Regions from separate parts of the Homo sapiens genome. Here region 1 is linked to region 2. A link is an interaction called in ENCODE POLR2A ChIA-PET data of the cell type or tissue named here. Cell type or tissue: OCI-LY7. All regions are shown on one strand. Links, peaks and the distances in the headings refer to the core of each region. The heading gives the core; the rest is flanking DNA.

The links. Peaks named below come from ENCODE experiments on the same cell type or tissue, not always from the same donor. Only the 100,000 strongest peaks of a DNase experiment are listed, where the experiment ranks them.
Region 1: POLR2A ChIA-PET joins it to region 2 with 7 read pairs; 4 of 35 experiments call an interaction of 5 or more read pairs at or near these places.

Annotation. Positions count from the first base shown.
Region 1 is chr11:116,887,172-116,892,663 of GRCh38, forward strand. The region is part of intron 6 of SIK3 (SIK family kinase 3); the gene reads right to left. Among named protein-coding and RNA genes, the nearest start is that of APOA1, 52 kb to the left of the region's middle. RefSeq lists an enhancer at 3,397-3,456. In OCI-LY7, for the core only: no CTCF peak of the experiment used is centred there; a DNase peak (open chromatin) is centred at 3,180.
Region 2 is chr11:117,192,824-117,198,315 of GRCh38, forward strand. SIDT2 (SID1 transmembrane family member 2) reads left to right here. Exons shown (of 26, transcript NM_001040455.2): 22 at 1-43; 23 at 330-435; 24 at 1,030-1,140; 25 at 2,979-3,092; 26 at 3,181-4,619. The coding sequence ends at 3,243. LOC100652768 (a long non-coding RNA gene) reads right to left here. Exons shown (of 8, transcript NR_045215.1): 5 at 4,963-5,084; 6 at 4,407-4,581; 7 at 4,185-4,323; 8 at 2,790-3,211. Among named protein-coding and RNA genes, the nearest start is that of TAGLN, 3.8 kb to the right of the region's middle. RefSeq lists enhancers at 3,272-3,771, 5,104-5,492 and a silencer at 5,170-5,464. In OCI-LY7, for the core only: a CTCF peak has its summit at 5,243; no DNase peak of the experiment used is centred there.

The DNA of each region.
Region 1 (5,492 bases), core at 137-5,136, 310 kb before region 2:
AGCCAGGCGGATTGCTTGAACCTAGGAGTTCAAGACCAGCCTGGGCAACATGATGAAAATCTTGTCTCTACACTAAAAAAAAAAAAAAAAAAAAAGTATATAAAACCAAGTGGTTTGATGAATAAATAATTTAGATCATGTTAATAATATAATACAAGAGTCTGGCAGGGCACGGTGGCTCACGTCTGTAATCCCAGCACTTTGGGAAGCCGAGGCGGGCAGATCACTTGAGGCCAGGAGTTCAAGACCAGCCTGGCCAACATGACGAGACCCCGTCTCCACTAAAAATACAAAAATTAGCTGGGTGTGGTGGCACGCACCTGTAGTCCCAGCCACCCAGGAGGCTGAGGCAAGAGAATCACTTGAACCCAGGAGGCGGAAGTTGCCGTGAGCTGAGGTCGCACCACTGCACTCCAGCCTGGGCGGCAAAATCTGTCTCCCAAAAAAAAAAAAAAACAAGAGTCTGATATAAGATTCCATAGTTAAGTAGTGATGACTCAGTTTTTCATTCAAAAACACTTACTGAATGCTTATGTCTTACCAGGGGCTGTCAGGTTTTATGGAAGGTATTGAGTGTAAAACACAGCTCTGATAATCAAGAGGCTTACATTCTAGTGGGGAGAGGAGGAAGACACATACATAATTATAAAAACTAGGTGGTATACAATCAACCTAGCCTCAAATAAATCCTCTTTTAAATGTATGCCACTGTCATTCCAACTTGAAAATATATGTCTTTAGTACATCTCAGGATGCCTATGAAAGGAAACTTGTGTCAAACAAACAACACCAGGCATAGAAATATACATGAATTGTGAGGATACTTCATTCCACACATTACTGACAATAGAGAGCAGCTTAGAATTCTTGAGCTAACTATATCCATTTGCAGAGCATGGCCTCCCACACAGCTGTATGTAGCTACTCTGGAATTCAACTTGGCTAGAAGCAGCTACATGGTAGAGGCTTTGCCCTCTGGTCTTCCAAGTGATCATTTAGAACACTATACCAGCTCTGCTGGAGTTTCTAGACCCTTCAGGAAGAAAAACAGATAAACTCAGCTCAAGCCTATGACAACAGCTGAGAAAAGGAAGGATCTTGTGCATAAGGAATTCTCTCAATCACGCTATCTCCCGTAATACAGCAATAGCAGCTGGCCTCACAGGCTGAAAAGCAGCCAGCACTCGCCTCCATCAGAAGACTATGCTCCAGGTCTACTGAGATACAACTGTGCCCAGAAACACGAGGCGTAAGCAGAAAAAGGACTCTGGGACAGACTCTAAACTTCCTTCACCTGACACTTTCTGGTACTTGAAGGTTGTCTAAGCTAAGAAAAGCCTAAATAACCGATGAATTCATTTTCTGCTATGCCTTATCCTTTTGAAGTATTCTCTAATGGGCCTTGGGATTTAGGCCTATGACATTCAGCAATGCCAAGCACATGTATATTACCAAGGGCCAGAGAGATCATATTGGTAATATAGCAAGTATCTACTGACTTCCTACCCTGGTTGTTTCTCATTCTCTGTACTAATCATACAAAAACTTGTATTGCTACTTAGGGAATTATTTAACTGGGATTAAAGAGCGACTACGTTTAGGATAATCCTGTTGGCTTTCTCTGAGTCTTGAAGCTTTCAGGTTAACTAACATCATATTACAAATAATAGTTCTAAGCAGTTAGACTGTTAGTTTATTTCTAAGCACTAATAGACAGTGTGGCTGACAGCATGCTTAGCTGTTTTCTAGGACCCCCTATCTGAAGCCGGCTCCGGGAAGGGTTCAGTAAGAATCTCTTGCCATGGTGTGAGGTGATGGGGGTGGAGGATAGAAAAGATCCAAGTTGCTCACAGGAAACACTGTGGACATTGGAAAAGTAAAGGAAGTGGTTTATCTTGCTCTTTTTGCAACAGTATGGTGTAGTAAAACAAACACTAAATTTGAATACTGACCTAGTTACTTATTACCTGTGTGGCTTTGGCAAGTTAACTCATTTCTCTAAACTTCAGCTTCCAAAACTTCATCAGCAAGATGATAAAATATGTGCTATTACCTATTCTAAAATATAGTTATGTAGCTCAAATTAGATTAAGTAAAAGAAAATAATTTAGGTTGCGTATGCTGGCTTCTGCCCATAATCCCAGCACTCTGGGAGGCCAAGGTGGGAGGATTGCTTGAGGCCAAGAGTTCAAGACCAGACTGGGCAATGTAGTGAGACTCATCTCTACAAAAAATCTTTTAAAAAATTAGCTTGGAATGGTGGCACAGGCCTATAGTCCTAGCTACTTTGGAGCCTGAGGTAGGAGGGTTGTTTGAACCCAGGAGTTTGAGGCTACAGTGAGCTATGGTCATACCACTAGGCTCTAGCTTAGGTGACAGAGCAAGACCCTGTCGCCAAAAATATAAAAACTGAAAAATTGAAATATTTTTAAAAAATATATTGGCTGGGTGCAGTGGCTCACACCTGTAATCCCAAAACTTTGGGAGGCCGTGGTGGGCGGACTGCTTGAGTCCAGGAGTTCAAGACCAGCCTGGGCAACATAATAAGATCCCATCTCTACAAAAAAATACAAAAATTAGGTGGGCGTGGTGGCGTGCGCCTGTAGACCAAGCTACTCAGGAGGCTGAGGTGGGAGGATGGCTTGGGCCCAGGAGGCGGAGGCTGCAGTGAGCCAAGATCACGCCACTGCACTCCAGCCTGGGCGACAGAGATCCTGTCTCAAAAAATAAACCTATTAAAAAAGAAATTATTTTATAAACTCAAAAGCCCTAAACAAATGTAATTATTTGATATTACTACTGATATTATGATTTGGATAAGACTACTCTCCAGAGGGGCTTTTGGAGTCAGTGTTCGAACAACCCTATGCATTAATTCATTCAACAAATATTTACTGAGTGCCTACTAGAACTCAGGCACCGTCCAAAGCCCTGGGAACATAACAGTAAACAAAAACCAAATGCTTATTATGGTCAAGTGGTGATAGGAGGTGAGGAGACAATAAAGTAAGTGCTATGAAGAAAAAGCAGAATTACAGAAAGAGAATGATGGGGGTAGCCAGGACAGGCCTCTCTGAGGGGACCTATGACTCCTCTCTGAGGGGAATGTATGTGTTTGGCAAGTCTGAGAAACAGCAAGGAAGGCCCTGTGACTGGAGCTCAGAACCGGAGGTGAACAGTAACAGGAAATGAGACCAAAGAAGGGGCAATGACAGCTGTGCCTTGTAGGCCATAGTAATAATGACTCCTTGAATTTTATTCTGAATGTAAACAAATGCCACTGGGGATGGGGTGGTTCTGATTCAGATTTCATATTTACTAAGTCCTACTACACACCAGATCCTGTGGTAGGTTATTGACAGTTGTGAAAAAGACATGTTTCGTCTGTACTTTCACTAAGTTCAGTCTGGTGTGGAAGACATACAATGAAAGAAGTAGTTACAATATAAAGCTTGGTAAGCACCACGATAAGAGAAAGTTTAGAGACATGAAGAGTGAATAGAAATTATCTAGATTCTTATTTCTATCCAATCTAATTTTTTTTATTCTGAATTCTAGAATACAGGAGTGGGTGGAGTGGGGTGGGATAGGGAAGATGTATTCTCGGCAGTGGGAAATGCTCCAGAAAACAGAACTTGTTCAGGGAACGAGAAGAAAATTAGGGTGACTGGTGGGAGAGTGGGAGCTGGGGCTGAAGAGCTAGGCAGGAGTCAGGTTATAAAGGTATTTCTATGTCATTGTTTCTGAAATAGCAGATAGGAGATCAATTTAGTAAGTCGAAATCAGCATTTTTTAAAATGGAATAGAATAAAATATATTGAAATGCACTGTACATAGTAAGGTAAGTTTTGCTTTTTTAAAAAAATTGTTTGCTGGCTGGGCGCAGTGGCTCATGGAGGTCAAGGAGGGAGGATCGCTTAAGGTTAGGAATTCAAGACCAGCTTGGTCAACAGAGAGAGAGTCCATCTCTATAAAAAAATGTTTAAAAATTAGACGGGCATGATGGTGCTTGGTGCTTGCCTGTAGTCCCAGCTACTTGGGAGGCTGAGGTGGGAGGACTGCCTGAGCCCAGGAACTGGAGATTGCAGGAAGCTATGATCACATCACTGCACTCCAGCCTGGGTGACAGAGCGAGACTCCGTCTCAAAAAAAAGTCTTTTGTTTTCAGTCATGGTGGTATACGCCTCTAGTCTCAGCTACTTGGGAGACTGAGGCAGGAGGGTCACTTGAACCCAGGAGTTCGAGTTCAGTCTGGACAAAATAGCAAGACCCCATCTCTAAATCAAGCAAACAAAGCTTTTGTTCATTTGTATCTATATATGCGTGTTCTGGGTCACAGTATAAAATGTACTTTTTTCTTATCATAGCCAAAAATGTTTGTAAGCCAATGCTTTGCCACCTTATGGAGTAAACTTTACCTTAGAGGCAATGGTAAACCACTGAAAAGTTTCAGGCTAGAAAATGATATAATCAGATTTGTGTGTTTAAGTAAGAGAGAGAGAAAGAGAGAGAAAATGTACGTGTATGTGTGTGTGTGGTATGTTTTATTTATTTATATGTTTGTGTTCTGGAAAGATTAGTCATGTAGCAAAGTTGACAATAGATTAGAGGGGGACAAGACTGGAGCCAGGAATCCATATAATTGGCTATTGTTTAATTGAGGCAAGGGAAGATGATAGTATGGTCTTAGAAGTGCCTACATGAATGGAGGGTTGAATTGACAGGATTTGGTAACTGATCAGCTGTGGCACTGGTGAGAGAGGAAACATCAAGGCTTGTGCTGGCCTTGGTCAGATGGTGATGCTATTCACTAAGGCAGCAAATACAGAATAGAGCAAATCTAGGGAGGGGGAAGTCAAGTTCATTTCTGAATATGTCTCCATTGATCTGACTTCAATACATGAAAGTGAAGATAATGGTTAGCAAATACTTGGATATGTCGCCCTAGATCGAGAGGTCTGGGACAAAAAGTTAACTGAGGACTGATCACCACAGTGATCAGTGAAGCTACAGCAGTAAATAACATGGCTCCAGAAAGATGTTGTAAAGATGAAAAGATCTAAAGGATGAGCAGAGAAAAATAAGTCTGGTAGAGAAGATGGAGAAGGTGCTTCCAGAGGACAGGAGGAAAACTGGAGAATATGGCGTCTCAGAAGCAATGAGAAAAAGTGTTTTAAAATGTAATGAGTGACTCAACAATAAGAAAATAAAACAACCTGAAGTTAAAAACGACCAATAGACCTGAAGAGACACCTCAACAAAGATATATAGATGGCAAATAAGCATAAGAAAAGATGCTCATCCTCATACATCATTAGAGAATTAAAAATTAAAACAACAATGAAATATCACTATATACCTATTAGAGTGGCCAAAATCCAAAATGCTGACACCACCAAATGCTGACAAGGATGTGGCGCAGCAGAAGCTCTCACTCATTGCTGGCAGGAATGCAAAATAGCATAGCCACTTTGGAAGACAGTTTGGCAGTT
Region 2 (5,492 bases), core at 275-5,274:
GCATGGTGCTGCTGGTCATGGGCAACGTCATCAACTGGTCGCTGTGAGTATGGTCAGCAGTAGTGGCCTGGTTGGGTGGACAGCTGGGGACTCGGTCAGCCACTGGCTGCCTTGGGGGCTAAGGACAACTTCCAAATGTTGGGCATAAGACATGGGGGCTAAGAGAGATCTTGGCCTCTCTTCTCTCTCTTGGCATCTGGGCTTCTAGAATCTTCTGTGGGCTTCTGAACACAGCCCAACATCATAATAAAACATGCCTAGGCAGGGCAGGAAGAGCACTTCCTTGCCCTTGGGCTTCCTGCTTCACCACCCTTCATCCCTCTTGCCAGGGCTGCCTATGGGCTTATCATGCGCCCCAATGATTTCGCTTCCTACTTGTTGGCCATTGGCATCTGCAACCTGCTCCTTTACTTCGCCTTCTACATCATCATGAAGGTGAGTGGGGCTGGCCAAGCCCCCTCTGTCAGCTGCTCTGCTATCTGGGGAGAGAGATGGGCCCGGCAGCATTGAGGGGCAGTGAGAAGTTTTCTGTCCCATCTTTGCTGGTTGCGGAGGGGAGAGGCTAAAGCCTCTTGCATGGGCCCCTGGGAGCCAACTGCAGCCCAAAGACCATTTACTGAGCCCCTTCCAAGGGCCCTTGAAACAGGTGGCATTTTAGGCTGCAGTTGTAAGTGCCCCTTTCCATGCAGAAGGGGCTGAGGGGAGGTAGGGTGTGGGCCTCTCAGGATCAGGTGCTTCCCCAGAAACCATCCTGCCTTCCACTCTGATTGGAGCCCCCTGCATAGGGAGCGCCTTGAGGCCAGTGCACTGTCCCGACACAGGGTTCTGGATACATGGAGGCTGGGTGGGGTGGACATCGGGGTGGGGGCAGGTTGAGCTCTGTGGTTGTGCGGAATGGTATGAATCCAAGGAGCAGTCCTGAAGGCCTGGGAGGCCATGAGGAAAGGGAATCTGGGAAAGGCTGGGTGGGACAGCGGGGTGGGACAGGGGTAAGCCCTCAGACTGCTGTCCCTGCCTGGCCCCTCCCAGCTCCGGAGTGGGGAGAGGATCAAGCTCATCCCCCTGCTCTGCATCGTTTGCACCTCCGTGGTCTGGGGCTTCGCGCTCTTCTTCTTCTTCCAGGGACTCAGCACCTGGCAGGTGAGCACTCACCCTCAGGCTCCTTGTGAGCCAACAAGTGGCCAGTCCTCTTTTTAAACATTGGGGCTGAGCCTGGGATTACCTGTAATCCCAGCACTTTGGGAAGCTGAGGCAGGAGGATCACTTGAGGCGTTCAAGACCAGCCTGGGCAATATAGTAAGAACCCGTCTCTACAAAAAATAAAAAAATAAAAATAAAAAAATTAGCCTGGCGTGGTGGTATTCACCAGTAGTCCTAGCTACCTCGGAAGCGGAGGCAAGAAGATAGCCTGTGCAGGAGTTCCAGGCTGCAGTGAGCCAAGATTGCACCATTGCACTCTAGCCTGGACGATAGGCCATGTCTCTAAAAAAAAAATTTTAAACATCATTTGGGAACACCTACCATAGGCCAGCACTTTCATAGCGGCTTCCCCAGTTAATCCTCCTAGCATTCCAGCCTGGAGATAGCTCCAGTTTACTTACGAGACAGATGAGGCTCAGAGAGGCCAAGTGACTTCCCCAGGGCACATAGCCAGTGAGTGGCACAGCTGGCATTTGAAGCCAGCAAGGCTTGGCTCTCTTCTCTGCCTTGCAGGACACCTACCACATGTCAGGCTTTAATTCTGGGAATAGAACTAAGTCTGACATGGTCTCTGAGGGACTCATAAACTAGCCGAAGAGGGCTAGAAGGACTGTTGGTGCATGACTGTTAGTGCTGTTTACGATGTGATACATGAAATGAAGGGCACAGGCAAGACGGGGCAGGAGGACAGAGGACTAACGGGTCTCTCCGAGTTAGGAGTCCAGGAAAGCTTCCTGGAAAAAGTGCGCCTTGTTCTGGGCTATAAAAGTCTTGGGTGAGGAGGGCTGGGCACGGTGGCTCACGCCTGTAATCCCAGCACTTTGGGAGGCCGAAGCGGGTGGATCACGAGGTCAAGAGATTGAGACCATCCTGGCCAACATGGTGAAACCCCATCTCTAGTAAAAATACAAAAGTTAGCTGGGCGTGATGGTGGGCGCCTGTAGTCCCAGCTACTCGGGAGGCAGAGGCAGGAGAACGGCTTGGACCCGGGAGGTGGAGGTTGCAGTGAGCTGAGATCTCTCCACTGCACTCCAGCCTGTCAACAGAGCAAGACTCTGTCTCAAAAAAAAAAAAAAAAAAAAAAAAAAAAAGTCTTGGGTAATGGAGAAGAGCCCCATGGCCCAGACCTACTGTGACCTTAGTAATGATACAGGGGCAGATTTGGAGGTCAGTGAATGCACTCATTTGGGAGCCAGGCAGACTGTGAGCTCCCTGAGGGTGGGGCAGGTCTTGGTTATGTCTGTGGCCTCAGCATGTAGCACAGACAGACACAGCCTGGATGAGCTTATGGGATAGAGCTTATGAGTAGAGCAGGGAGGACCTTGAGTGCCACAGGTTATGGCTACTGTCCCGGAGCAGGTGTGTAACCTGACAGTAGTGCTTTGGAAAAAACAATGAGCCTGCAGAAAGATTAGAGCAAGGGCGGAGTCCAAGGCCGGGAAGTGGGTGAGAAGGCCTTCTGCCATCTCTGAGCTGAAGGCCTTCAAGGTTGTTGCAACCCTGTGCTCTTAGGTCAAGGGAAGAGAATCAGAAGGAAGGAGGAGGGTAAGAGTGAAAGAAAAGGGAAGAGAAGCCAGTGAACTCAGGGAGAAGTTTGTAACCAAAGGCCATTTGTTAGATCGGGAAGGGGTAGGGACAAGGACAAGGGACAGGTCAGAATTGCTGCTGTCCTGCCTGGGGCTGGAGAGAGGGGTGCCCAGGAGCAAGATGGCAGATGGGTCTGGCCCTTGCCCTGCCAGAGCAGGGTCATTCGGCAGTTTTTCTTGTTGCTCCCCAAGAAAACCCCTGCAGAGTCGAGGGAGCACAACCGGGACTGCATCCTCCTCGACTTCTTTGACGACCACGACATCTGGCACTTCCTCTCCTCCATCGCCATGTTCGGGTCCTTCCTGGTAAGCGGGCCTCCCGGCCGAGCCGGGTGGGTACGTGAAGGTAGCAGCTGCCTCCTTCTCTGTGGCTGATCTGGCGTCCACACCCCAGGTGTTGCTGACACTGGATGACGACCTGGATACTGTGCAGCGGGACAAGATCTATGTCTTCTAGCAGGAGCTGGGCCCTTCGCTTCACCTCAAGGGGCCCTGAGCTCCTTTGTGTCATAGACCGGTCACTCTGTCGTGCTGTGGGGATGAGTCCCAGCACCGCTGCCCAGCACTGGATGGCAGCAGGACAGCCAGGTCTAGCTTAGGCTTGGCCTGGGACAGCCATGGGGTGGCATGGAACCTTGCAGCTGCCCTCTGCCGAGGAGCAGGCCTGCTCCCCTGGAACCCCCAGATGTTGGCCAAATTGCTGCTTTCTTCTCAGTGTTGGGGCCTTCCATGGGCCCCTGTCCTTTGGCTCTCCATTTGTCCCTTTGCAAGAGGAAGGATGGAAGGGACACCCTCCCCATTTCATGCCTTGCATTTTGCCCGTCCTCCTCCCCACAATGCCCCAGCCTGGGACCTAAGGCCTCTTTTTCCTCCCATACTCCCACTCCAGGGCCTAGTCTGGGGCCTGAATCTCTGTCCTGTATCAGGGCCCCAGTTCTCTTTGGGCTGTCCCTGGCTGCCATCACTGCCCATTCCAGTCAGCCAGGATGGATGGGGGTATGAGATTTTGGGGGTTGGCCAGCTGGTGCCAGACTTTTGGTGCTAAGGCCTGCAAGGGGCCTGGGGCAGTGCGTATTCTCTTCCCTCTGACCTGTGCTCAGGGCTGGCTCTTTAGCAATGCGCTCAGCCCAATTTGAGAACCGCCTTCTGATTCAAGAGGCTGAATTCAGAGGTCACCTCTTCATCCCATCAGCTCCCAGACTGATGCCAGCACCAGGACTGGAGGGAGAAGCGCCTCACCCCTTCCCTTCCTTCTTTCCAGGCCCTTAGTCTTGCCAAACCCCAGCTGGTGGCCTTTCAGTGCCATTGACACTGCCCAAGAATGTCCAGGGGCAAAGGAGGGATGATACAGAGTTCAGCCCGTTCTGCCTCCACAGCTGTGGGCACCCCAGTGCCTACCTTAGAAAGGGGCTTCAGGAAGGGATGTGCTGTTTCCCTCTACGTGCCCAGTCCTAGCCTCGCTCTAGGACCCAGGGCTGGCTTCTAAGTTTCCGTCCAGTCTTCAGGCAAGTTCTGTGTTAGTCATGCACACACATACCTATGAAACCTTGGAGTTTACAAAGAATTGCCCCAGCTCTGGGCACCCTGGCCACCCTGGTCCTTGGATCCCCTTCGTCCCACCTGGTCCACCCCAGATGCTGAGGATGGGGGAGCTCAGGCGGGGCCTCTGCTTTGGGGATGGGAATGTGTTTTTCTCCCAAACTTGTTTTTATAGCTCTGCTTGAAGGGCTGGGAGATGAGGTGGGTCTGGATCTTTTCTCAGAGCGTCTCCATGCTATGGTTGCATTTCCGTTTTCTATGAATGAATTTGCATTCAATAAACAACCAGACTCAGTTCTTGGGGCCCTTGTTTGCACTCCCTCTGGGTGGAGCTGTTGAGGATGAGGGGAGAGGCGGAGGTCTTCCATTTCCCCATTCTTCAAGCCATGGCCCTACTGGGAACTGCAATTCCTTGATTCTCCCGTTTTTCCTGTCCCTCCAGCAACAGCATTAATTCAGTAAACATTTACCGGGGCACTGTGCTGGACAGAGGCCAGTTCCTGGAAAAGCCTTTCCCACGCCATCCCACTGCAGACATCCCTCCTTACCTCCCCAGGAACAGCAGTCTCTGCCCACCTGGCCCCGCCCACCAGACTGAGGCTCACTTCACCTCTGACCTGAGCGGCCCCCAGCTCACCAAGCCACAGGCCCAAGCAGTGCTCCCTGATGCGGCGTTTATAATCCGCTCAGCGTGCAGGCCGAGGCAGGAGGGTGATGAAAGCTGGGCAGGCTCCAAGAGGAGGGAGTTTTGATATGTCCCTGAAAGATTCATTTAGACTTCAGTCGGCTAAGGAGGACATGATTTGGGGGCCAAGGAATCTGTTGAATTCAGAACACAACCAGAGGTCTGCAGGGTCAGGGATGGAGGAGTGGGCTTTCCCCTCGCCAGGGCCCACTCCTCTTCCTGCTTTTCCTGCAGGCGCCACTGGGAGGTGCTATGGCTGTGCCTCCCCTGGGCTCTGGAGCATGTCCAGTTGCAGTGGGCAGAACTGCGGAGGCGGGCCCCTCCTCTGCCAGGCCTGGCAGCCCCCTCCTAGGGCCTTGTTTGGCTAGGGGTGGTGCCGGGTGTGGCAGTGTGTGTGTAGTGGAGAGTGTTAGGTCTTCCCTACCAGATGCCCTTGCAGGGGAGTGCCACAGCAGTCAGTCCAGGGATCCCACTGTTAGTCT